Regions from separate parts of the Homo sapiens genome. Here region 2 is linked to region 1. Evidence: chromatin loops called from intact Hi-C (ENCODE). Cell type or tissue: heart right ventricle. All regions are shown on one strand. Links, peaks and the distances in the headings refer to the core of each region. The heading gives the core; the rest is flanking DNA.

Region 1 (10,882 bases), core at 1-8,000:
AAAATGAAATGCTATTAGCTTAATTTGATTGCCACACCAAGATGAGTAGACTCTCTTCATAAAGTGGGGAACAAATGAAAATCTTTGAAACAGAAGTGATATGATCAGCACTGTGCTTATTATATATACCCAAAATACATTTTTGGAAGAGTAATAGTCACTATTTTTTCAAAACTTAGCAATGCAGTATCTGCAGTGATTCCCTTTCATTTAGTTTCTCATCCAACTAAATAAGCCAACTAGAGGAACCCTAAGAAAATAGAATTTTATTTTCTTTCTTGGGAAGTATCTGCAAGAATTGAGAAGCTTGGAAACATTTCTTGTAAGGTAAAAGCTGTTTTTTTTTTTTTAAGCCTAAATCTCAGAGTGTTATACATACAAAATTCTTTTTATTTTTTTCTTTTTCTTTTTGAGAGAGAAGGTCTCATTCTGTCTCCCAGGCTGGAATGCAGTGGTACAAGCGTAGCTCACTGCAACCTCAAACTCCTAGGCTAAAGTGGTCCTCCTGCCTTATCCTCCCAAGTAGCTAGGACCTACTGGTGTGAGCCACCATGCCTGGCACATTTTTAAAACTTTTTGTAGAGAGTGTCTTGTAGTGTTACTCAGGCTGGTCTCAAACTCCTGGCGTCAAGCAGTCCTCCTGCCTTGGCCACCCAGAGTGCTGGGATTACAGGTGTGAGCCACCACACCTGTCCCAAAATTCTTATATGCAATTCTACATACCCTCTTACACACAGAGACACACAAAGTTATGAGTTTACTGTTCTGGGGCATTTTTTAAATGTTAAAATTGCAACTACTACTTAGTCTCATTTTCTTGTCTATAAGTCTTGGCATATGTCATGTATCTATTTTAGAAAAGTAATTTTAAAGTTAGTAGATTAAGAAACAACATGGTTGTACTAAAAAGTGCCTTATATATAAAAAAATCTTTCCATGGAATACCATGGAGACTATTTTTCCTTATGTTAAATAACATGGAGGAGTCTGCACTATAGGAAACAATTTGCTTAGAAACTAATTTAAAATTACTCAGAGCCACATCTAGAAATGTAAGTGAACTCACAGGAGTAGTACCTAATTAAGTATATTCTGTGATATTATAGAAACCTTATTTATAAAAGGAAACTTGTATAATTTCTGTCTTCAGGGCATTTATTGATAAAATAGATGTACCTTCACTACTGCTATGCTTCATTGTAAATGATAATGTTGATCTGTATTTGTACCATGTCCAAACATAATTATAGGCGGAAAACACAGGCAACAAAGATGTGGACATAATATAAACCTAAATATAGGTATATGTATACATATGTGTGAATATACACACACACACACGTATACATATATGTACACATACGTGTGTACATATGTATACACATGCACAAAAAGATCTGAGAAAGTATATGCTAGTAATACCTTTATCTCTCTGTGTCTGTATTGTCTGAATTTTTATAATTGTGTAATCTTTATTGATAATGATGGTGGGAGGTTATTTTTATTTTGAAATGAAAAAATAACATGGGTATTCCAGAGAATTTGAATCAGGGTATTACTCTTGCATTCTTCAACTACTGATGGCTATAACTATGTAAAGAAGTAAAACATTTCCTGTAAAGACAGTCAGAAGTTAGGAAGATCTCATCTTTATCCTGTGGACATACAGATATTTTTTCTTTGGCCCATTTACCACAGTCGTGACTTCCACTATTTCTTGGGTTGTGGTTTTTTTTGTTGTTGTTTTTTGTTTTTTTTTTTTCATTCAAAGTTATAAATGAACAGCCAGGTGTGGTGGTTCACTCCTGTAATCCCAGCACTTTGGGAGGCCGAGGCTGGCGGATCACTTAAGGTCAGGAGCTTGAGACCAGTCTGGCCAACATGGTGAAACCCCATCTCTACTAAAAATACAAAATTAGCCGGGTGTGGTGGTGCATGCCTGTAATCCCAGCTACTTGGGAGGCTGAGGCATGAGAATCTCTTGAACCGGGAGGCAGATGTTGTTGTGAGCTGAGGTTGCACCACTGCACTCCGGCCTGAGCAACAGAGAGAGACTCTGGCTCAAACAAACAAACAAACAAATAAACAAAACCCAAAAGTTATAAATGAATATAGTTTAAAATGTCAAATAGGCTCATTTTAAAAATCCCATGTTCTCATATTCTATCATTTCTGTCTTTCTAGGGGCAAGTATTTTGATCTCTTTTGGCTTTTAAAAAAATGTATAAGTAATATGCTTGCATTGCAAATTGTTGCATTTTCAGTTTTAGGCATTGTATATTGATTTCCCACCATGGGAGATAAGATTTGGCTTATTTGCCACTCCTACCGTATAATCTGTTTGTCGCCCTGTCTTGATTATATTGTAATTTTGTTTGGATCATCCCATTTATACTTTATTATGACTATGTAAACACTATTTGTAAGTGAGCAATGTAGTGAACTATTTTTCATTTCTTGAATACCTTTTTATTTTCCCTGTTCTGGTCATTTTCTTTTCTTTTTTTTTCCCCCTGTGTACTTATTTCTCATTCATTGCCAAAATTTTTTTGCCACTGTGTAAATCTCCAGATGGATAAGATGAATGTCTAAATTCATGTGCATGAGGTAATTCTGTCAATTTCATGTTCTATGAGAATTCCCTACCAGAGCCTTCTGAACTGATACTCTGCTAAACCCAAACACAGGATACTCTGTCATCTTGAGGTCTTCTTTCATTACATCTCAGATATTATTTTGCCTCTTGCCTGTGTTAATCTTGTATTTCATAGGCCCATGTCCTGTTCTTTCTTAGTTTTCTCCCTCTTTTTAGTGTGGCATATCTCTTAGTAGTTCATAGGAAAAAGCTGCATGGAAGGTAATTTTTTAAATAAAGCATGCCTGAAAATGTTTTATTCTATACCCATACTTTATTTGATAATTTGGCTGGGTGTAGACTTCAACATAAGAATAATTTTCCTTTAGAATTTTGAAGGCATTAATTTTTCCATTGCCTTCTAATTATAGTGTTGTTGAAAAGTTCAAAGTTAGGCTGGTTTCCGATTTTTTTTTTCTCCTTTTTAGAGACAGGGTCTCACTGTGTTACCCAGGCTGGAGTACAGTGGCATGATTATCGCTCACTGCAGCCTCAAACTCCTGAGCTTAAGCCATCCTCCTGCCTCAGCGTCCTGAGTAGCCAAGTCTAAGGCCTGTGTTATCATGCCTGGCTAATTTTGTTATTTTTTGTAGAGACAGGTTTGCTATGCTGATCTAAGCTGACCTCAAATTCCTGGCCTCAAGCAATCCTCCTGCCCTAGCCTCCCAAAGTGCTGGGATTACAGGCATGAGCCACTGCGCCCCAGACCAGTTTCTGATCTTTTTCTGTAACCTGTTCTTGCCCCACCTCTCCAGAAACATGTAGGATTCTTTTTATGTGCAGTGTTCTGAAATTTTATTGCCATATGAACCAATTTTAGCCATTATATTGGGAATACAGTGGTAATCTGGAAACTTGTTCTTTACTTGTAGGAACTTGTCTTGAATTATTTCATTAATTATTTCTTATTTCCTTCCTTCTGTTTTCTCTGTTCTCTCTTTGGAACTCCTATTCCCAGACTAACCCTCTAATTTTCAAACCTGTTTTCTTCCTCCTTGTCTTTTTGCTTTACTTTCTGGGAGATATCCTGAACTTTATTGTCCAGCCTGTCTATTGAGCTTTTCCTTTGTGCATCGTATTTTTACCCTCCAAGAACTTTGTGTATACATATAAAATACAGATGTTTCTTTTTTTTAAACAATAACTAGTTAATTGTTTTTGTTTCTGTTTTTGAGACAAGGCTGGCTCTCACCCAGGCTGGAGTACAGTGTTGGAATCTTGGCTCACTGCAACCTCCACCTCCCGGATTCAAGTGATTCTTATGCCTCAGCCTTCCCAGGAGCTGGGATTGCAGGCGTGTCCCACCACGCCCAGCCAATTTTTGTATTTTTAGTAGAGGCGGGGTTTCACCATGTTGGCCTGACCTCAAGTGATCCACCCGCCTCAGCATCCCAAAATGCTGTAATTACAGGCATGAGCCACCGCGCCTGGCCTTGGTTAATTGTTTTATAGTTGTACCATGGTTATAAATGGTAGCTTTTTTCGGAGCCTTTGGAAATTTATCTAATTGTTGCATAATCTCTGCCTGTTCCCAGCTACCTTTTTTTTTTTTGGTCATTTTGGTCACCATTATTCCACATTGAAGGCTTTCCTCTGATACTTAGTCGTGCTGGCATGTCTGTTCATTTTTTTTGACTTATTTTAATTAATTTATTTATTTTGAGATGAAATCTTGCTCTGTCACCCAATCTGGAGTGCAGTGGCATGATTTCAGCTCACTGCAACCTCTCCTGGGTTCAAGTGATTCTCCTGCCTCAGGCTCCCGAGTAGCTGGGACTACAGGCGCACCATGCTGGGCTAATTTTTGTATGTTTAGTAGGGATGGGGTTTCACTATGTTGGCCAGGCTGGTCTTGAACTCTTGACCTTGTGATCTGCCCGCCTTGACCTCCGAAAGTGCTGCGATTACAGGCTTGAGCCACCGCGCCTGGTCATTTTTTAAACCTGAATGTGACATCAAGCTTTATAGACCCAGTTCCAGTTTTGAATTTCTTTTTTTTTGAGCAGTTCTATCTGACTTTTGCAGGATGAAGGAAGGGCAGTTGTCTAGCTAACTAGAGAGGATGAATGGACCTGGGGATCTGATAACTTCATAAGCAGGTTTTCAAGAAATTCCCCTTGCTTTAGCTATATTCTGTTAGCCCCACTTGTACAGGTATTTTGCATTATAAATTAGATCAGTTCTCCTATTTCACTCAGCTTCACTGCTAGTTGAGGATGCGTTTTTCTTTGGTAACTTTGTTACCACTCATATATTTGCTTTCCAGTTTCTACACTTTTTGTTGCCCTCCTATTTCTTTCTCCTCATTTGGGTTTATTCTTTTACAACACAAAAACAAAACAGGCAAGCAAAGAAAAATCTTTACTGACCTTTTATTGGAATTTTAGGATAGAGTAAAAGAAGATGATGTGCTAAGCTAGCAATCTCTACCAAGACCACTTTTTTCCTTTTGTTTTCATTTTATTTTATTTATGTATTTATTTATTTTTGAGATGGAGTCTCGCTCTATTGCCCAGGCTGGAGTACAGTAGTGTGACCTCAGCTCGCTGCAACCTCCTCCTGCAGGGTTCAAGCAATTCTCCTGCTTCAGCCTCCCAAGTAGCTAGGATTACAGGTGCACGCCACCACGCCCAGCTAATTATTTTGTATTTTTAGTAGAGATGGGGTTTCACCATGTCAGCCAGGCTGGTTTCGAACTCCTGACTTCAAGTGATCTGTGTGCCTCAGCCTCCTAAAGTGCTAGGATTACAGGCGTGAGCTACCATGCCTGGCCTTTTTCTCCCTTTAGATCTTTTGTTTAGGCAGTTCAACTTAGCAGTCTAGAATGGGAATTTTCAAATATGGCTGCCCATTTAGAATCACCTGGAAAACTTTATTATTTACTTATTTTTTGAGATAGGGACTCACTCTGCCGCCCATACTAGAGTGCAGTGGCCCAATCACAGCTCATTGCAGTCTCAACCTCCCAAGGCTCAGGTGATCCTCCTGCCTCAGCCTCCTGAGTAACTTGGGTTACTGGCGTGTGCCACGACGACCAGCTAATTTTTGTACTTTTAGTAGGGACAGGGTTTTGCCTTGTTGCCCAGGCTTAAATGATCCACCTGCCTCGGCCTCCCAAAGTGCTGGGATTACAGGTGTGAGCCACTGCTCCTGGCCAACCTGGAAAACCTTTAAGAAATATTATATCTGGATCTCACAATTAGTGGGATTGGTTGTTGGCTAGGGTGTGGTTTTAGTTCTCCAAGTTATTCTGTTGTATAGCTGGATTTGAGAATTCTGATCTAAAAAAAAATTTTTTTTGGAACAAATGAGAAAAAGCAGCAGATTCTAAAAATATGACTGTTTTTTATTAGAACATCATCTGTTAAAACATTCCAGATTCTGCTAGAAGTAATAACCTTTCTCAGTGGTATTAGGAATTGAGAATGAGTTTCTCTGAAGGGTCTGTTCCTGTTTGCATTCCAACAAATGGACGCAGTATCCAAAATTAAGTCTTCATTGGAAGTGAGAAATAGTATTGTAGAAAATCAAATTAGTAGAACAGAGGACAAACTTGAGAAGCAGTCACAGAATGTACAATAAATAAATGTTAGAAAAGATAAACATTGATAATGAAAATCTAAAATAGAAATAATTTTTTTTCTCTTGGAAAACTAAAAGACATGGATAAACAGCAGTAATCAGTGATAAACAGAAAAAAACTTTTAATATATAATGTGTTATATAACATGTATTTCTTAAACTTTGTAACTTATAAATATTAGAGGATACAGTGTATTACTATTTTTTAGAGACAGGGTCTCTCTGTCACTCTGGCTGGAATGCAGTGGTACGATCATTTTTCACTGTAACCTCGAACTACAGGGCTCAAGCAGCCCTTCCCACCTCACCCTCCTGAGTAACTAGGACTGTAGGCACATACCACCACACCTGGCTGATATTTTAAAGTTATTTTTTGTAGAGACAGGGTCTCACTATATTGCCCAGGCTGCTCTCAAATTCCTGGCCTCAAGTGATCCTTCTGCCTCAGCCACCCAAAGCACTGGGTTGACAGACCTGAGCCACTGCACCTGGCCCAGTTACTTTTCAAGTGTCTGCAATATTTATAAAGCTATATATATACTTGACCGTAAACATAATAGCTAATTCAAAACAGCAGAAACTATAAAAGTTGTTGTTGTGAGTATACTAAAACAAAGATTTTTAAAATGACATTAAAAAAATAAATTATGAAAATAAGGCATTAATGAAAAGCCAAAAGAAAACACTGCATGCTTTTATGATTTAAAAAGATGAAGAACCAAGAATTTAGTATAAAATTTAAGAAAAATAGAAGTAGTATATTAAAGATAAAGGTAAAAATTATTTTTAAATTGTGTTTATATAGTGGATACTTTGCAGACATTGAAGTGGATTAGATAATTTATGTATATGTTGAAATGAAAACATGTCCTCAAAACTTAAAATCTTAATGAAAAAGCAGATTGCAAAATAATTGTATTTACACACACACACACACACACACACACACACACACACACACACTCTTACATAGATTTATGTGTGCTTATAAGTCCCTATAGTTGTATACCAAATTTTTCATAATGTTCAGGGGTTTTCTTCATCCTGTAGGGAAGCAGCTAGATTATGGGGTAGACTTTTATTTTGTAATCTCTTGTGGTTTTAATTTTTGTTTTTTACAGTGAGTATTGCATATTTTCTATAATTGGAAATAAAAAAGATATGTTCATTTTGAGGGGGGGAAGCAATATTTCACCATACGAAACTAGAAAAAATAGTTTATTACGCATTGCATGCCTGTATCAAAATATTTCATATACCCCATAAATATATACACCTGTATACCCACAAAAATTAAAAATAAAGATTTTTTAAAAATAGGAAAAAAGGTGGAATTAATAAATAAACCTTAAAAGAAAAAGGCTTATGAAAGAGGCAAAATATATAAGCTTCTTGCAGATCTGATTAAACAAAATCAACCATAGAAAGTAGATTTAAATCACATAGAAGAAATATATGTATATAAATATTAGGAGCAATACATTTACACAGTTATATGTTAATAAATTTCAGAAACCTCTATGAAGTTTCCAGATATATTAAACATTCCAAATGTTTTTTTCTACATGTATATGCAGTGAAAATAATGTATAAAATGTGATATACTGATAACTTGACAATATTATCAAAGAACTACTTTTTAAAAAAAGAAAAACTCTGGGTTTGATACATTTGCTGGTAAATTCTTCAGAACTTTTTTTGAGGAATAAACAATTTCTGTATACTACAAAATGTTCTCAGTTATTAAAAAGTAAGCAGGCCAAAGAGGAATACAAAGAAACAAAGGTAACACTTAAAAAAAAAAAAAAAAAGCTATCATTCAGTTTCACTTTTTGAATATAGTTGTGTTCCTTAAAATATTAACTGGTAGAATTTATCAGAATATTGGAGGAATAATAAGATTTAAATTAGGCTAAGTCTACTGGACTAAAACCTTGATAGAGATATATATCCTCTATCCAGAAGTCATAAATAGTTCAGTATTAAGAAATATATTAATTCATCAGATGTAATAATAGCTAACATTTATTGACTGCTTACTTTGGGTTAGGTAGGCACTGTTATAAGCGGTTTTATATTTTTATTTAGTTATCAAAATAATTCTAAGGTTTCTCTAGGGTTATATTACCTAGATGAAGAAATTGAAGCATGGAAATGTCAGACAGTGTGCCCAAGGTCACACAATTACTGAATGACAGAACTGGGGTAAGCACGCGGACTTCTGACTCCAAGAATCCATTAGCTTATTTGGAGTTTAAATAGAAACTTTAAAAGGTTTCATAAAATTAAATGCCCATTAATAATTTTTTTAAAAAGAAGTAGAAAAAGTGTTCTTTAACATTATAGGGAATCTTTATAGTCAACAGACAGCTTTATATTTATTTATTGAAAAATTATAGATGTATATATTTATGGGGCACAGAGTGATGTTACGATCTTCGACTACCATGTGAAATGCTTAAATCAACTAATGTATCAAGCTGATATGTTAATCAATTTCCACAACTATTTTACATTTTTTAGGTGATGAGAACATTTGAAATTTACTCTTAGCAATTTTAAAATGTTACTAGCTATGTTCACTGTGTTGTGCAATAAGATCTTATTAAAAAAAAAACTTATTTCTCCTATCTTCTAACCATATCTGGTAACCACCATTCTACTCTTTGTTTCTATGAGTTTGATTGTTTTAGATTCCACATATAAGTGAGAGCATGCAGTATTTGTCTTTCTGTATTTGGCTAATTTCACTTAATAAGCATAGTATTGTCTAATTCCATTCATGTTTGTCACAAATGACAGAATCTCTCTCTGTTTTAAGGCTGAATGCTTTTCCATTATGTATACTTATTTAGGACCACATTTTCTTTATCCATTCATCTGTTGATGAACACTTAGGTTGATTCCGTACTTGGTATTTTGAATAGTGCTGCAATGAACATGGGAGTGTAGACATCTCTTTGACATACTGTTTTCGAATCTTTTGGGTAAATACCTAGAAGTGGGATTGCTGGGTATTTATTTATTAGTTTAAAAAAAAAATCCTAGGCTGGGCGTGGTGGCTCATACCTGTAATCCCAGCACTTTGGGAAGCCAAGGCAAGTGGATTGTCTGAGTTCAGGAGTTTGAGACCAGCCTGGGCAATGTGGCAAAACCTCCTCTAAAAAAAAAAAAAAAGAAAAGAAAAGAAAAAAAGAAAGAAGAACCCTAGAGGTAGTTACTAATAATGGAGGTGCATCAGAATTATTCCCAGTGGGGGCTAAACTCCCAGACATGTATGTTTTGAAGCAGCTTTGTGGGTGATTGTTAAAAACTACAGTGTTGGCCGGGCATGGTGGCTCACACCTGTAATCCCAGCACTTTGGGAGGCTGAGGCGGGCGGATCACGAGGTCAGGAGATTGAGATCATCCTTGCTAACACGGTGATACTCCGTCTCTACTAAAAATACAAAAAATCAGGGCGTGGTGGCCCTCACCTGTAGTCTCAGCTACTCGGGAGGCTGAGGCAGGAGAATCACTTGAACCTGGGAGGTGGAGGTTGCAGTGAGCCGAGATGGCACCACTGCACTCCAGCCTGGGTGACAGAGTGAGACTCTGTCTCTAAAAAAAAAAGGAAACTACAATGTTAAAGGTACATCAAATTTTACAGCAAAGAAGTCACCCTGGAAGATCTACAAATATTCTTGTAAAAGTTCTGGCCTATACAATAAGACATGAATTAGAACTAGAGGTATAAATGTTAGAAAGGAAAATTAAATTTTTCCTTACTTATGGTTAAGGGAAGGTTTATCTGCAAATCCTAAGGAATTGGCTATAAAACTAGGGTTAAGTTCAATTTGAGTGGCAAAATAGAGCTTAGAAGAACAAAAACCGAAATTATGTAATAACCACTTTGAATAACAACCAAAGTGAGAGTCCACGCAAAATATAAATATTAAAAAGTTAGAAATACTCATTTTTGCTCAGTTTTATCTTTTGAATTTGATTTAAACGTAAAAATTAACTAGAAAACTATTAAAATTCTTCCTATTTCTTATCCCATTCTCTGTCTCTCATAGGTAATCATTTTTAATTAATTTCAGTTTATCCTTCTGGTTTTCTTTTCTTTTCTTTTTTTTTTTCCGAAAAAAGCCAGTAGCTTTATGTATTATTACTTCCTCTCTTACACAGAAAGTAGTAGCATACTGTATTTTTTTAATATTGTCGTTGTCACTTTAATGATGTATCTTAGAGAGATCACTCCCATACCAACACATAGAAATCATCTTCATTCTTTCTTTGGTTTTAGGGTATTCTATGAATGTTTATTCAATCATTCTTCTATTGGTAGGTATTTTACTAAGAATGACATTAATGGGAACAGTGTAACTAATCTATGATAGAAATAAAACCTTGAAGATATGAATAAATGGACACAGGTGCAATAGTCCAAGACAGGAAGGTTAAAGATGTAAATATATCAGCTCTCAAAATAATTCATAGGTTTATTGTAATTCTATTCAAAATACTATTGAGCTTTAAAAATCATAACAAAAAGATTTGGAAATTCATCTAGATGAATTAAAAAAAATGGATAGAGAAAAACCTAACTATAAGATAATGAAACAGTGAAGCTATAACAAAAAATAGAGTACCAGCACCAGGATAAAAAAGATAATTGGGAAC
Region 2 (17,148 bases), core at 5,055-13,054, 51 kb before region 1:
TGGTCTTCTAAGTGTGAGTAGGTCTGGTCTGTCCATTTTTTCCCGAGAGGAATTCTATAATCTCTTGTTGAGGCTACTTACCTGGCTGATAATGTTTGGGGAACAAGGCAGGATAAAGGTGTCCCACTTATGAGTATGCAGACTTTGCTTAATCTCCACTTTTAGATTTGTGCCTCACCCTTGATCTTAGTTCCATGCTGGTCTGAGTCTGGAGCCTCTCTGGTTCAGTTGTTCCAGTAATCCTCTGGCCTCTTGTGTTACGAGAGGCTAGTGGGCATGGTAGGGAAGTTGTCTCATGGATATTTAGTTAGAGGAGACCTGAGGGTGTAACCATCCTGTATGTTCAGATTTTCTAACAGCCCCCTTGTACCTTGCCCCCTGTGTTTTTAGATATGCTTGCCTTTCTTTAGTATTCCCCTCTCTAGGCATTTGTAGGTTGTAGCTTCCTCTTCTGATTTAGTTACCACTGCATTGCCTGCTTTTCATCATCAAAAAGTTTGTTGAAATTTCTAGTTGGTTATTTTTTTTTCTTTTTGTCCTTGTGGATTAAAGATTTTTCTTTTTTTCTTCCCTCACTGTCATTTTGTTTCTCTTTATGGGGGGAATATGGCAGACATTTGTATATGGTGAATTCATATTTAACTGGAGGTCATTGTAAACTTTCTGTGAAGCTTATAATACAAACTATATTAATATATAATAATGATTCTTAAATAGATGCCTATGTTGAATTAAGATTTATATTGAGTGGTAGTAGAAATCGTGTTATTTTCTAAGAGAAAGCTAGGTTGCTTTTTTAAAAAAAATTAAATTATATACAGCGTAGTATGTATAACCTTATAGAAAAATGTGTAACTTATAGAAAGGTAGTAAAACAAACATCAAGCCTAATAAATAGAGCATTCTAAAACCTTGAGGCCTTCCTTTGTGCACCCTCATCCTCTCTTCCCCATTTCTTCTAGGTAACTTGTATCAATAGTGTATTTTAAAGGTGAAAACTAGGAGTGAAACAGTAGTTTTGTATATTATTATTTGTAATGTTGTCTTAAAACCATTGCATCTAATATTTTATATCATAGTCTTGTAAATTTCCAAATTTACTGTAGCATTCTTCAAAGAGGAGGATTCCGTAGGAGAAGGTGGAGAGGAAAGTTTTGGAGACCTGAAAATATGTATAGGGTGAACGTGGTGGTTCACATCTGTAGTCCCAGCACTTTGGGAGGCTGAAGTGTGCAGATTGCTTGAGTGCAGGAGTTTGAGACCAGCCTGGGCGATATGACAAAAACCTGTGTCTACAAAAAAATACAAAAAGTAGCTGGCTGAGGCATGTGCCTGTGGCCCAGCTACTTGGGAGGCTGAGGTGGGAGGATCGCTTGAGCCAGGAGGTTGAGGCTGTAGTGAGCTGTGATGGCGCCACTGTACTCCAGCCTGAAGGACAGAGCATGGCCAATATATGTGCTCATAGATTTCAGTAAGTACATCTGGTGATGTTTGTGGAAGAAGGGACTTAAGTTAATTACCACAGTGATTTACCCGGGGTTAAGTCTTTTTTTTTGAGACTGAGTTTGCACTCCTGTCACCCAGGTTGGAGTACAATGGCGCTATCTCGGCTCACTGCAACCTCTGCCTCCTGGGTTCAAGTGATTCTCCACCCTCAGCCTCCCGAGTAGCTGGGATTACGGGTGTCTGCCACCATGCTTGGCCAATTTTTGTATTTTTAGTAGAGAAGGGATTTTGCCCTGTTGGCCAGGCTGGTCTCGAACTCATGACCTCAGGTGTTCCACCCACCTCAGCCTCCCAAAGTGCTGGGATTACAGGCATGAGCCACCGCCCCTGCCCTGGGTTAAGTCTTGAAAAGTGCTCAGGCTTATGTGTCAATGCTCTCATCCACGAAGAAGTTGAATCGTCAGAGTTATGAGAAAAGTCCAGCTTTTTGGCAAGACCATTAAAGTCTGTGTTACACCTTAAATGTTTTTGTCCTTTTTTTTTTTTTTTTTTTTGAGGTGGAGTCTTGCTCTGTCACCCAGGCTGGAGTGCAGTGGCACAATATTGGCTCACTGCAACCTCCACCTCCTGGGTTCAAGCCATTCTCCTGGCTCAGCTGCCCCAGTAGCTGGGATTACAGGTGCGCACCACCGTGCCCAGCTAATTTTTGTATTTTTAGTAGAGACGGGGTTTCACCATGTTGGCCAGGCTGGTCTCGAACTCCAGACGTCGTGATCCGCCCACCTCAGCCTCCCAAAGTGCTGGGATTACAGGCGTGAGCCACCGCACCCGGCCTTGTCCATTATTTTTTTGGATACATTTAAAAAACTCTTAGTAAAACATAAAAATAGTTATTCCTTTACTGGGCTTATAATAAGTATTCTTTGTGGCTATAGGTATTCTCTGCTAAATCTTGCAAACAAGCATTCTCCCTTACGCTCCCCTCCTCCTTCCTTTTGCCCGTTTGACCTTTGGTATCACATTTACTTAAAGCAAGGTTCTTATCCAGTCATTCTATCAATAAAAATGAGTGCTGATTTATATGCCAAATCAGCTGTGTTAAATGCTCACACATCATTTGGGAATGAAATAGAGTTTTTGCTTTTGTGAAATTACATTCTAGGCTGGGCACGGTGGCTCATGCCTGTAATCCCAGCACTTTGGGAGGCTGAGGCGGGCGGATGACAAGGTCAGGAGATCGAGACCATCCCGGCTAACACGGTGAAACCGCGTCTCTACTAAAAATACAAAAAATTAGCCGGGCGTGGTGGCGCGGGAGCCTGTAGTCCCAGCTACTTGGGAGGCTGAGGCAGGAGAATGGTGTGAACCTGGGAGGCGGAGCTTGCAGTGAGCCGACATTGTGCCACTGCACTCCAGCCTGGGTGACAGAGCAAGACTCCGTCTCAAAAAAAAAAAAAAAAAAAGAAATTACATTCTAGTACTCCTGTAACTATATGAAAAATAGTTTGGTTCTCTTGTACCTTTCCATATTTGAATTTTTATAGAGAGCAGATGTTTTAATAATTAGGAAGAACTTTATTTTGGGAAATGTTTTCTGGAATATGAATTAACAATGTTAAATGCATTGTTAAAGTTTAATAGTCATTTGTTGTATATATGCTTCCTAAAGGTAGTTTTTGGAGGAAGGAGATGTGGGAGGAGCAAGGAAAAGATATGAAAGAGTTATTGTAGGAAGTTTGATTGCTGGCTCACTGGAAAGTTTAGTGAGATGCCTGTGCCCATTGAGATTGACGACTGTGGATGTAAAATAACATCCATCTGCATGAGTGCATGCATTCTTTTCTCCTACAAAGTGGGAACTAGTTGAATGTGCCAGGCATGGAGGGACAATGGAATTTTGCAAAGAAATGTTTAGGGGCTAATGGATAGGGCATGACAACATCAATGAATTAGAGATCTTTGTGAATTGAATTCTTGAAATGAAGCAAGTAAGAAAAGGAGGTTGTAGTTGGAAAATGAAATGTTCGAGTTAGTGATTTTGAGGGTGGTGCAGGTTCTGCTGGAAATGTCTAAGATGTGGCCTCGGAAGTGGGTAGCTGAGGGTGGAAAGTAATGATGAGGAGTTAAGTTGGAGCCTGAATGGCCAAGGCAGGTACTAAAACTTTACTTCAGTGAATGACAGGATGACCTAGAAGATGGACTGTCCAGTACTATGGCCACTAGTTCTGTGTGGGTATTGAGAACTTGAAATATGGTTAGTCCTAATTAAGATTTGCTGTAAGTGTAAAACATACTGGATTTCGAAGACATAGTATGAAAAAAAGAATGGAAAATATCTCATTAATGATTGATATTGATTGCATGTTGAAATAATATTTTGTTTATTGGATTAAGTAAATATATATCATTAAAATTAATTTCACCTACTTGTAATTTTTTGAAATAGAGATGTGGCCTCACTATGTTGGCCAGGCTGGTCTTGAACTCCTGGGCTCAAGTGATTGTCCTACCTCAGCCTCTGAAAGCGTTGGGATTACAGGCATGAGCCACTGTGCCTGGCCTTTTTACTTTTTAAAATGTGGCTAGTAGCACATTTAAAATTACGTGTGTGTCTCAATATTTGCAGCTTACATTGTATTTCCTTTGAACAGCACTTTTCTAGAGATATTACTGCTCATAAGTAGAATGGGAATTAGGTGGGAGGACAATTGTAGGGGTTTGTAGAACCCAGTGGCAGAATCCTTTGGGAGAGGGAGTGGACATTGAGGCTTATTTTCATTGAGTTGCTGGTGCTTTCTCTTCTGCTGTTGTTTGTTCTTGGAATTAATGACCTTCTTTTCACCCCCGCCCCCCCGCCCCTACCTCCCTTCCCTCCATGGAGTGGCTAACCCCAGGGAGTTTGCTTCATTCTTTTTTTTTTTTTTTTTGACAGAGTCTCACTCTGTCGCCCAGGTTTAAGCAATTCTCTGCTTCAGCCTCCTGAGTAGCTGGGATTACAGGTGCATGCCACCATGCCTGGCTAATTTTTTGTATTTTTAGTAGAGACGGGGTTTCACCATGTTGGCCAGGCTGGTCTTGAACTCCTGACCTTGTGATCCACCTGCCTCGGCCTCCCAAAGTGCTGGGATTACAGGCGTGAGCCACTGCGCCTGGCCAGCTTCATTCTTTTGAGGAGAAAAATAATAAACGATAATAGAAAGCAGTACCAACAAAACAAATAACCATGTAAATCTAAGTAGTTAACAATGTATTCATAAGAGGAAGAGGTCACTTCTGGCTAAGCTTATTTCAGACTGGGCCTTAGAAGAGTTTTGGAAGTTGGTGGCCAGGCACAGTGGCTCACACCTGTAATCCCAGCACTTTGGGAGGCTGACGTGGGGCGGAACACTTGAGCCCTGGAGTTTGAGACCAGCCTGGCCAACTCTACAAAAAACAGAAATTAGCCATGGGGAGTGACGTCAATCTGTAGTCCCAGCTACTTGGGAGGCTGAGGTGGGAGGGCTGCTTGAGCCTGGGAGGTCAAGGCTGCAGTGAGCCATGATCATGCTACTGCATTCCAACCTGGGTGACAGAGTGAGACCCTGTCTTTAAAAAAAGAAAATTAAAAAAGGTGATTACTGGGATATTCTTTGAAGCAAGGGTAACAGCATGAGCAAAGGTAATGAGGAGAGAAAACATTGAGGTATGTTTGCGGAACAGCTACTAGATCCACATGTGGATATCTGTGTAAGAGAGTAATAAGAGTTAATGGGAAGTTGGCCGGGCGCAGTGGTTCATGCCTGTAATCCCAGCGCTTTGGGAGGCTGAGATGGGCGGATCATGAGGTCAGGAGATCGAGACCATCCTGGCTAACATGGTGAAACCCCGTCTCTACTAAAAATACAAAAAAAATTAGCTGGGCGTGGTGGCGGGCACCTGTAGTCCCAGCTACTCGGGAGTCTGAGGCAGGAGAATGGCGTGAACCCAGGAGGCGGAGCTTGCAGTGAGCTGAAATCAGGCCACTGCACTCCAGCCTGGGTGACAGAGCGAGACTCCATCTCAAAAAAAAAAAAAAAAAAAAAAAAAAAAAGAGTTATGGGAAGTTGGGGCCAGATTGTTATGAGAATTTTCCACATTGAAACTATGTATGGAGTCTGAAACTATGTTGAATGCTATAAAGGAAAGGGACAGAATTCTGTAAGAACATTAACTAGGAAACCTGACTGAGTTAGTGTACTCAAAGAAGTCTTCCCTATTTCTGAACCATCTGAACTACAGACTTCCTCCACATCCAAGTCTTTTCAAATCTTCTTAATGTTATGCCTTCCTTTCCTTCTCAGTTGTTACCGTCACTATTTCAGACTCTTGTAGTGTCAATTTTGTATTCATAAAACAGCCTCTAAATTGGTATCATATCTTACATCCCTTTTCAAATTATTTACTCTTCAATTAGATTTATTTTTTTATGTCCGTTTCCTCCCTTTAACATTTTCTGCAATTGAAAATGTTTTTACAACTTCTCATTCTTTGTAGGATTAAGTATAAACTTCAGTTTTGCCCTTAAAACTAAAAAATTATTGTTTGAACACTAGTTGCTGAGTTTGGATGCCAGTATGCTCAGTAGGCACTGGGTACATTTATATAATGTCCTTATTTGTGAGAGGTTATATGTATAATTTCTTTTTTTATTTTTTTGAGATGGAGTCTTGCTCTGTCGCCCAGGCTGGAGTGCAGTGGCGCAATCTCGGCCCACTGCAACCTCCGCCTCCTGGGTTCATGCCATTCTCCTGCCTCAGCCTCCTGAGTAGCTGGGACTACAGGTACCTGCCACCACGCCCGGCTCATTTTTTTGTATTTTTTAGTAGAGACGGGGTTTCACTGTATTAGCCAGGATGGTCTCGATCTCCTGACCTCGTGATCTACCCATCTCGGCCTCCCGAAGTGCTGGGATTACAGGTGTGAGCCACCGTGCCCGGCGAGGTTATATGTGTAATTTCTAATATATTTGCATTACCAATATGGTTTGTAATAATTGACAGGTGCCAAACCGTTGTTACTCATATTTATTAATGATGAACAAGACAGTCTCTATAGACAGAGCATGTATTTTGGTTAAGAATTGACAAGTAAACAGGGCCTCTCTACATATGGCATAAGAGCGGTAAACTGAGTTAAACAGGAGAGCACATAAAAGCGTAAATTTTTTTAATGTTAGGAGTGGATTAAGGAAAATATCCCAAAGGTTGTGACATCAAAATTGAGAACTTACTGATTTGGAGTTAGCTAGTAAAAGGCTGGGATAGGAGGGGGGAGAAGAGCTTCTCCTTGAAAGAACAGCATATATAAAAGTCCTGGAAGATGGAGAGTTGGTTAAAAGATTGGTTACGGTGGTCATGCTAAGGAGATGGGGCCTCTGAGTGCAGTAGGTGATCATGGAAAAGTTTAAGCACAAGCGTGACATCATTGGATTTATATTTTAGAATGATCACTGGCAATAGTGAGGAGAATGACTTGGAGAGGATAATATTGGAGGCAGGGAGAAAAGTTAAGAGTCTCTTGCAGACTCTGAATTAGAGTGGTAATAGGGACTAAGATATTTTAAGGTGTTAAGATTGACAGGACTTGGTAAATAGATTGGAGGTGAACAAGAAGATGGTGTAGCAGCTTCTGGCATTGACGGGTGATTAGGTGGATGGAAGGTTTGGAGAGAGTTGATGTGTTAGATTCGAATATGTTGAGTTGATGACTCTTGGGATATAAGGAGAGGTGTTTAGCAGATGTGGATTTGGAGTTTAGGAGACCAAGGTTAGGCTGGAAATAAAGATTTGGAAATTGTTAATTTAGAGATAGCGTTTTGAAGTTACGAGTGGATGAGATCACTCAGGAAGACTGAGCTGAGTGAAAGGATTACTTTAGACTTAGGATTCAGTGATATTGTTCTTCTTCTGTCATAGAGTTTATCTCTACTTTTTTTTCCTTTTTTAAAAATTAAATTTAAAAAAATTTTATTTTTAGACAGGGTCATGCTCTTCCGCCCAGGCTGGAGGCTTGATCTGCTGGGCTCAAGCCATCCTCCCACCTCAGCCTCCTGAGTAGCCTCCCAAAATGCTGGGATTACAGGAAGTAAAATAACTTTTATTTTTAAACTTTTAAGAACATTGGCTGCATTGAGTATTTGGAGAAGTACTCTGGAATTTGATTAGCTATATGTTCAAGGAATGGTATTAAGAATGAGTTTTCAGTAATTGTTCTTTTTGACTGATTATGATAAACCTCATATTTTATTTCACTTTCTAATGTCCACAAAAGATAAAAGACTTTTTTTATAAAACCATAACCACAGATCATTTCTTCTTTTGGCTAGTTTATGAATTGTCCTTTAGACATGGACAATTAAACTTTTTTTTTCTTTTTGACAGAGTAAGTTGTAGATAGATAAACTTTGTTTTTCTCTTTTTGTGCTTTTAAAAAAATTGCTTCTTATCTGGAACTTTAGCATTCCTTTTTTTTTTTCTTTTTGCTTTTTTGTTTAATGTTTTGGATATGTTAAAATGGATGCTAAAAAGTATAGTCTGTTTGGGTTTTTAGCCTCAGAGTTTTGTGAGTAGCTCATTTTCCTTTTCCATAAATTTCACGAAGAATGTGTAATATGTTTTCATGAGCCTCACCTTGAAAATGAATTTTTATGTACATTAATGGAATTTTTGAAAGAAAATAAAAACATTTTCTTTCTTTCTTTCTTTTTTTTTTTTTTTTTTTTTTTTTTGAGGCGGAGTCTCTCTTTTGCCCAGGCTGGAGCGAAGTGGCGTGATCTTGGCTCACTGCAACCTCCGCCCCCCCAGGTTCAAGCAATTCTCCTGCCTCAGCCTCCTGAGTAGCTGGAATTACAGGCACCCACCACCACACCTGGCTAATTTTTGTATTTTTAGTAGAGATGGAGTTTCACCATGCTGGCCAGGCTGGTCTCGAACTCCTGATCTCAGGTGATCCGCCCACCTCGGCCTCCCAAAGTGCTGGGATTACAGGCGTGAGCCACTGTGCCCAGCCAAAACATTTTCTTAAACTTGCTTTTGCTACTGTAGTAACTTTGTAAATTTTACTTTAAATCATAAAACTTAAATTTTAATCATAATAATCTGTTCTGAAGATAATGATCATAATGATCTGTAAGTTTTGTGGAAAGTTAGCAGTTTTACTTTACATAGACTAAAGGATGCTTTTGTTGTGAAATTATTTCTCTTATCTGTAACTAGTAGAATATTCAAGTGAAAGTCTTCCATTCTGTGTAGAAAAGAAAGGGTCGTTATTATTAATAGGCTTCTGATGGAATTTTAAAAAATATTTAGGCAAGCTGTCATTGCAAGACCTGAATAACTTTTTGCTGTAACCTATTTTTTTCTTTTTAATATTTCTCTGTGTAGTTTGTAAGGAATCATTCCTAGGGCTTTTTTTTTTTTTTTTAAGATGGAGTTTTACTCTGCTGCGCAGGCTGGAGTGCAATGATGCGATCTTGGCTCACTACAACCTCGGCCCCCCGGGGTTCAAGTGCTATTCCTGCCTCAGCCTCTCAAGTAGCTGGGATTACAGGTGCCCAGGACCGTGCCTGGTTCATTTTTATGTTTTTAGTGGAGATGGGGTTTTACCATGTTGGCCGGTCTGGTCTTGAACTCCTGACCTCAGGTGATCTGCCCGCTGCCGCCTCCCCAAAGTGTTGAGATTACAGGCGTGAGCCACCGCTCCTGGCCACCTAGGGCTTTTAGAACATTTGTGTACGTCTTTTTAAAAACTTGTTTCTGTCTAAAACTTATAAATCAGGACTGAAATATGATAACCTTAATTTTCTTGTGCACTCTGGAAGATGTTTATTTTTACCTTAAGATAGGGGAATCAGGCTGGGCGCGGTGGCTCACGAATGTAATCCTATCACTTTGGGAGGCCGAGGTGGGTGGATCATGTCAGGAGATTGAGACCATCCTGGCTGACACGGTGAAAGCGCGTCTTTACTAAAAATATAAAAGATTAGCCAGGCATGGTGGCATGCACCTGTAGTCCCAGCTACTCGGGAGGCTGAGGCAGGAGAATCACTTGAACCCAGGAGGCACAGGTTGCCAAGACTGCGCCACTGCACTCCAGCCTGGGCGACAGAGTGAGACTCTGTCTCAAAAAAAGAAAGAACAACAACAAAAAAGATTGGGGAATCCTAGGAGAAAAGAGTCATCTTAATCGCAAATAGTTGAATAATCTTCATTTGTAGCCTTAAATTTTATTGTTACTTGGAGGATAATCTCTTATGATATGCTCAGGGCCCTAGAGAGTTGACACTGTCATATTCCAAGTTCTTAAGGATGACTTGGGTGAATATTTAAGGGCACAATTCTCAGATTTTATATATGACACGGAACTGGAAAGGGTGTGTTAAGATTATAAAAGGAAGAGGAATTCATATCATCATCTGTTGGGCACTTACTTGGTGTCATTAACTATACTTGCATAGGGGATATGGAGATGAGTGTTTACCCTTGAAAAACTCAAAATCTATGGGAGGACATAAACTGGAAAATCAGTGTTTTACCACATTTCGTGATAATTGTACAATAGAGGGGTGTAGGATACAATTTTTCAAAAGGGGTTTGAAAGGCTGGAATGAAGAGCTGAAAAACATGAAGTTTAATGGCATGAAACATTACGTTCTACTTTTAAATTAAAAAAATTGTATTCGAGGATGAGGTGGTTTGACTTTATACTGTAGCCATTTATGTGAAAAAGATAGAATAAAGGTTTTAGTTAACATAAGCAACAGGATGATGTGGATGCAGCCCCCTCCCTGCTGAAATAAAAGAATAACACATACCATACATCCCCTCTTGTCCAAATAAAACAAACCTAAAACGTGAATGACTTGTTAGGTTATATTGGTAAAAATACCATGTTCATATTAAGAGGGATAGTAATACTGCTGTGTTGGAGACTAGTCACACCATATCTAGATTATTTCATTCACTTCTGAGTACTATGGACTGCAGAATGCTTGAGAATGATCAGGAGTGGGAAGGGGTCTAGCTAGTTGAAGGAAAAGAGTCCTTTTAACACATTTTAAGCATTTTAAGAGTCAATTTTGGTATACCAAGAGGACGAAATTTTAGAGCCATTGGGCGGACTTTAAAGGGAACTTTCAATTCCTAGAGCTTTTCGCTAATGTGGGCAGCTTTTAAAGGTTGTGAACTCTTAGAAGTGTTTTAGCAGAGGCTGGGGGCCCAGTCAAGAAAGTTGGAGTAAAACTTCATATATTAGATGGAGTTTTAGACAAGAAGATCTTTAAGTTCTGTTTTTGATACTCTGTTGCTGTTATTTCCAAAAACATTTTCATACTATGTGATAGTGTCTGTAGTTGTTATTACCATGTAGCATTGTGTGGACATTGGCATTTGCCTTTTGAGTCTGAGCTCCACTACTTGCTAGCTCTGTTACCTTCAGTAGGTTACTCCTGTTACTCGGAAATAGTTCAGTACCACCCCTCTAGGACTTTTCCTTAATCTCTATACTAGGACCCAGACTGAAGGCTGTAATTTAGACTCTTTAGTTTAGAAGATGCATTCTTGTCACTTTTTGTTTTGTTAATACGTGTTTCTTCTTTTAGGCTTTTCAGCTTTCTCTCAGATAGGGTATACTGTTCATTGTCTCTTGTCTTATCTGAAACTTAGATCATCTAATTGCAAATGCAGTGTTTTGTTTGTTTTTGGTAAGGGGACAGTTAGGAAAGAATAATCATCTTTTAGAATTTAATAGACTTAAAACTTCTTAAAGCCCTACTTAGTATTTTTAAATTCTAGATTTTATTTGAAAAGTGAATGATGATTGTTCTCATGATCAAGTACAGTACTAATTTTTAAAAGACCTACCTGTTTGTAGAATATTGAACATGGCCTGTAGTTTTTCTTTGCAGTATTTCTTGGTCCTGTCTCCTGTATTTCCACTGCACAGTTCCTTCTTACCTTACATGTAGATAAATCCTGCGTGTTGCCATGTCTTTTAGCCAGAAGGTTTATTTCTTAGTTTTTTTCTTATTTCAGCCATCCTATTGGTGGTTACTTCGGTAACTTCCTTAAGCACTATTTCAATTACATCTTTACTGCCTCTAAAATATGCATTTATTCCACTGCCTGCTCATGTTATACTGTATAAATTCCTTGACTGTCATTTAGTGCCCCCGTCACCCATTTCCTGTCCGTGTCTCAGTGTAACATATACTCAGCTCTGGCTGAGCTTGTGATAAGACATTGTATTAGTTATGAACTCTGGAATCAGGTCAGATTTGAGCCCTATCTCCATCATGTAGTTACTGTGTGATTTTAGATGTAATGTCAGTTTTCTTATCTATACAGTGAGAATAATAATGCTCTGTCTTGTAGGTTCATATGAGGATTAAATAAGATAATCATGCTTACTATAATTAGTATGTTACTGGTACATTATAAGTATTTAATACATATTATGTTTTGTCATTTTTAGTCTGTCAACCCATGTAAATGACGCTAAAAATTATGATTGAAAACATTTTTAATATAGAAAGATTTCACTAACTGTATGTATTGTATTTCCCCAACTGTAGAAGAGTAGAAGAATGAGAAGAAAATTTCATTTAATACAGTTACAATGTTGAATTTTGAAATTTTAAGGAATCTTTGAGAACCTCTAGTTAATCCCTCTTTTTTTTTTTTTTTCAAAGTGAGAAAACAGAACCTGTAAGATTGTAATTTGGTAAATTAGTGGCCAAGTCAGTACCAGAATCCAAATTCTGTATTTGCCAGTACCATTATATTGTATTGCACATTTATTCAGCATATTTTAGGTATTCAGTAACTTTTGAGAATTGAATTAATACGATGATTACGCATGTTTCTGAAGACTAGTTTATTTCTATGTGTTCATTGTTCCTGTCTTCTCTTCCTATACATACTCATTTAGGGCCTGTGCATTGATCCAAAAAGCATTTATTGAACATCTGTGTGCAGAGCAGCCTTTTTCTTAAATAAGAGCCATATTTTCCCACCTCTGCATAAGAAGTCTGGCAATGTGTTAGAAATTTGCACTCTAAATTTTAAAATTAAACTAAGCCCTTTAAAATTTTTTTTCCTTTTTTCTTTTTGAGACAGTGTCTCACTCTGTTGCCTAGACTGGAGTCCAGTGGTGTGATCACAGCTTACCACAGCCTCGAACTCCTGGGCTCAAGGGATCCTCCTGCTTCAGTCTCCTGAGTTCCTGGGTCTGTAGGTGTGTGCCACCAATGGGCCTGGCTAATTATTTTTTATTTTTTATTTTTAGTAGAGATGAGGTATTGCTGTATTGCCCAGGCTGGTCTCAAACTCCTGGGCTCAAGTGTTCCTCCTGCCTCAGCCTCCCACAGTGCTGGGATTACAGGTGTGAGCCACCACACCTGGCCTAAACTTTTTAGGAAAAATATTGTACTCCAATGTTATAACATTCTGAGTTGGATTTGTTATTTATTTTTTTGAGACAGAGTTTCGCTGTTGTTGCCCAGGCTGGAGTACAATGGTGCGATCTCAGCTCCCTGCAACCTTCACCTCCTGGGCTCAAGCGATTCTCCTGCCTCAGCCTCCCGAGTAGCTAGGATTACAGGCATGCACCACCATGCCCGGCTAATTTTGTATTTTTGGTAGAGATGGGGTTTCACCATGTTGGTCAGGCTGGTCTCAAACTCCTGACCTCAAGTGGTCTGCCTGTCTCAGCCTCCTAAAGTGCTGGGATTACAGGCCTGAGCCACTGCGCCTGGCTGGATTTGTTATTTTTAATGTTCAGGTTATCGTCCAGAAGGAGCTTTTTGAAGGATAGAAGTTTCATGAAATGTGGTAGTATATAAATAAGGATGATGTTTAAATTATCTATCAAAAATTAAAGCCATGGTGTACCATTTCAACAGTGTTTATACTTTGTTTAAAGAAGAATGGGATCTCTATTTATGTATAATTGCAATATTTTGTCATTTTGTGGGACCTCAATGCAGTCAATAAGATGGACCTGGAGAGGTGGAAGATAATTAACTAGAGGAGTAGGCACTACAGGTCATTTTCCGGTTGTCTTATGCTGCAAAATAGATAAAAGTTGAGAAATTGGGTGAAACAAGATTATGGAGAAGTATGTAACCAACCTGATTTGCTGCTTTGAATAGAAACTGTCTAACTAGGTTTTCTGGTTGAATGGGGCATTGTTGACAGATTGCTAATAGCTGCTTATTAACAATTTGTAATGAGAAGATTTAGAAATCATCCAAAAGTAAGCCCCATTGAATGAAGAATCTGACTTTGAAAATAATAAAATACTTTTGTTGTTGTGTGCAAGCTTTAATGTGTGCAGTTACAGAATTTGTGATTATGCATTTGCTTTTGTGGATGAAAGGCAAAAGTATAAATGAAATATTATGACATTATTAAATCCCTATTTTGTCTGTCTTTGGAATTCATTCTGGTTTACAATTCGTTATAAATTGATACCAGATAAAGACTCATAATATAGTCTGCTTAATGACTAATCCTGTAAACCACTGCAGTGGGATGTGTGAACAAGAGTAATTATGTTGTTCAACAAGAAGTACCTAATTCTTATCCACAGTGTAGATATAACCTTCAATAATGGAAGGTCACAGCTAATGAGACAATAAAACTGGCACTTTCTGTTTAGTTGCAAAAGCCTGTTTGCTTGTTGACGTTGTTTGAGTATTGTCTGTATTTATCTTTCTCAGAACATGGCCCCTGCCTCTGTGTAGTTGGGACAGAGTTTGCGTACATATATATCTGTGTTTTTGTAAAGTTTTACATATCTGAAAAGGGGATTGAATAAAATGTTATTGTCTTGAATGTATTGAACCTCCCATTCTGCACTACTCTGCCCTTAGAACACTAGAAGCCAGCCTTATACCACCAAAGCAGGAGATTGGGTTGTTCCTCTCTGTCAAAAGTGATCAGACAAAAGGAAGCAAAGGGAATCCAAACAAAATAGCCAGGTTATTGCCCAGTCATTCTAGATGAAGTACCCTGGTCTGCTCACTCACATAGATTTTCCCATCATCTTTTTAGTATCTTACTCTTAACTATGTATGCACAGCCCAGGATTGTCTCTCATTTAAGGAAAGCTTCAGGCATGAAAGGCAGATACCAGTGTAGGGAGAAGAAGAAAACAACATCAACACCCAATTTATATTCTCAAAAAAGAAAAATAACAAAATGTAGAGGAAAAAGAAAAGAGAAATGCAGAAAATTAAAAGAGTTCATGGAAATTAAAAATTTAATGTAAGCGTTAGGAGATAAAATTGAGGAAAATCCCAGAAGATAGAGCTAAAAGACAAGAGATGTAAAAATGCACAAGGAAAAAGAAAATAGAGTAAAGGAAAAATGAGATTATCAGTCTAGGAAGACCTGTGTCTGAATAATAAGTGTATAAGAAAGAGAACACAAAGACATGGAAGGAAGATTATTGTAAGAAAACTTCCCAGAACTGAAGGGGACATACATCTCTAAGTTTAAAAGGATCGACAGTTATCAGTTTATGCAATTAAAAAAAAAAAAGACCAACCCCAAGGCACAACATTGTAAAATTTCAGAACAGATTAAGAGAAGCTGCTATGATTCCAGATGGGGATATATAGTTGACTATGAAGGATTATGGGTCAGATTGGTACTAGGCTTCTTAACACTGGAAGCCAGAAAACAATAAGGAAAGGCCTTCAAAATCTTGACACAACATGATTTCCTGCCCAGCACTCTGTACTGAGCCAAACTCAGTCGTAAGGGTAAATGAAGATTTTAAAAATACAATGCAAGGAATAAAAACATCGTACCTCACATGCCCCCTTTCTCAGAAAGCTGCTAGAGGAAATACCCCACTAAAAAGAGAAAACCAAGAAAGGGGAAGTAGTGGCATAAGGAAACGGGATCCAGTATAAAAGAGAGACAAGGGAATTCCTGGGATAAGCTAAAGGGAAATTCCATGACCATAATTGTGCACCAGGCTTGGAGAGCCTACAGTCCAAATTGGAATATGGTGGAGGGCTACAGGAAAGAAAACTGATTTACCTGATGTATTTGAATATATTGAGAAGAAAGTTAATACTTTTAGCTGTTTGCAGATGAATTAGCAGTAGGTACCTAGAAACCTAAGCAAATGGAAAAATGGTGTAGTTATTAACTGTAAGGAAAGCAAAGTTATACAGAAAAGAGTAATCATGATGTACTTTTGGCTCAGCTGTGAATATTATTTACAGCCATAGTAATAATGTAAGTACTGACAATTGATTCAACCAAAAATTATGATAGAAAGATGAGGGAGAGAAGATGTAACAGAGCTAAACCATTATATTTTATAATAGGAAGTCAGTAGAGTCCTCAAAGAAAAAATTAAACAGCTGCATAGACCTACTACATAGAATATAGAGAAAAAAATGCCAGAAGAACTAGCTAAAAAGACTTGAAAGTGGTTGCCTCGGGGATTTGAAAATTGTGGGGTATGTTAAAGGGGGAAGGGACTGCTGTTTTTCTTGTAAAACTTTTTGGTTTTTTAAATTGTGTTCACGTCTGTCAGATTATGAAAATTAGTTTTAAGAGGTTGCTCCTTACAGAATGCTCTTGCATTCAAAATATATACAGTTCTGAGGCATTCTAAATCCCCTAGGATTCTGAGATCTCTATCAATTGAGGACGTAGAGTCAGCAGAATGCTACAAAATTGCTGAGGAAGTAATGATTTCTAATAGTAGTAGTGGTTGATGCAATCCTTAGTTGTAAATATTTATTTTGTTGTGCTAACAAATGGAGATTTTTAAACACCTTAAATGCAGATTAAAATATATTTCATTTCAACAACTCAGATGTGTTAGTGTTTAGTTTTCCTCAGTGTTGTCAACACTTTTCATTGTGAATTGACTGCTTTATGCTTCTTTGCAGCTTTTCTGTTGAAAGATGCTTCAGTGTTTCCCGCCCCCTTCTTTTATTTCATTTTAAAAAATACTGCATGCTTATCACAGTCCTTAAGAGTATGCAACAGCTGTTCCAATAATAGCAATAGATAGCACCTGATTTTTCATTATACCTGATTATAAGTTGCAATGGTTAATTTGAATCCACATTCTTTTCTTATCTTAATCGCCAGTTTTTAAAAGCCAAAATGTTGAAGCTTGAAATGGAGATTGAGTTAAATAAATTAATCTTCAAATAGGTTTTTCTGTTATCCAATTAAAGGCATGTGGTTCGTTTCCTCTTAATGTCAACATATTATAGCATGAAAGAAAGTACATTTGGAGTAGAACCAGTTGCATGACATTCAACACGTTTCTTAACCTTGCTAAGTCTTATTTTCCCACCTGAAAAGTGAGAACAGTACCTGCCTGATAATTATGACAATTGATGATGAATCCTGTAAAAAAAAAAAAAAACACCCAGTTACTCAGGAGGCCGAGGCAGGATCACTTGAGCCTAGGTGTTTGAGAACAGTCTGGGCAACATAGCAAGACCCTATCTCTTAAATAACAAACAAAACTAAAAAGCTTGGCTTGCTGATAGCAGCTACTATTTGAGTACCTACTATGTACCAAGTATTGTTATTGCTGCTGCTACTCTTTGTTTCAGAGAGAGACAAAAAATGTAATTGAGGGCGCTCAAGTTTATTGTTGTGTCATAAACTTTTTTGGACCATCAAGCAAGAGATTTTATGAGAA

What was found. Peaks named below come from ENCODE experiments on the same cell type or tissue, not always from the same donor. Only the 100,000 strongest peaks of a DNase experiment are listed, where the experiment ranks them.
Region 2: a loop joins it to region 1, with 1.9 times the contacts of the local background. A loop is called at or near these places in 7 of 110 quality-filtered maps.

The regions. Positions count from the first base shown.
Region 1 is chr15:68,122,657-68,133,538 of GRCh38, forward strand. The region is part of intron 2 of PIAS1 (protein inhibitor of activated STAT 1); the gene reads left to right. Among named protein-coding and RNA genes, the nearest start is that of PIAS1, 74 kb to the left of the region's middle. In heart right ventricle, for the core only: no CTCF peak of the experiment used is centred there; a DNase peak (open chromatin) is centred at 3,945; H3K27ac peaks cover 4,313 bases.
Region 2 is chr15:68,066,914-68,084,061 of GRCh38, forward strand. The region is part of intron 1 of PIAS1 (protein inhibitor of activated STAT 1); the gene reads left to right. Among named protein-coding and RNA genes, the nearest start is that of PIAS1, 21 kb to the left of the region's middle. RefSeq lists an enhancer at 2,738-3,238. In heart right ventricle, for the core only: no CTCF peak of the experiment used is centred there; no DNase peak of the experiment used is centred there.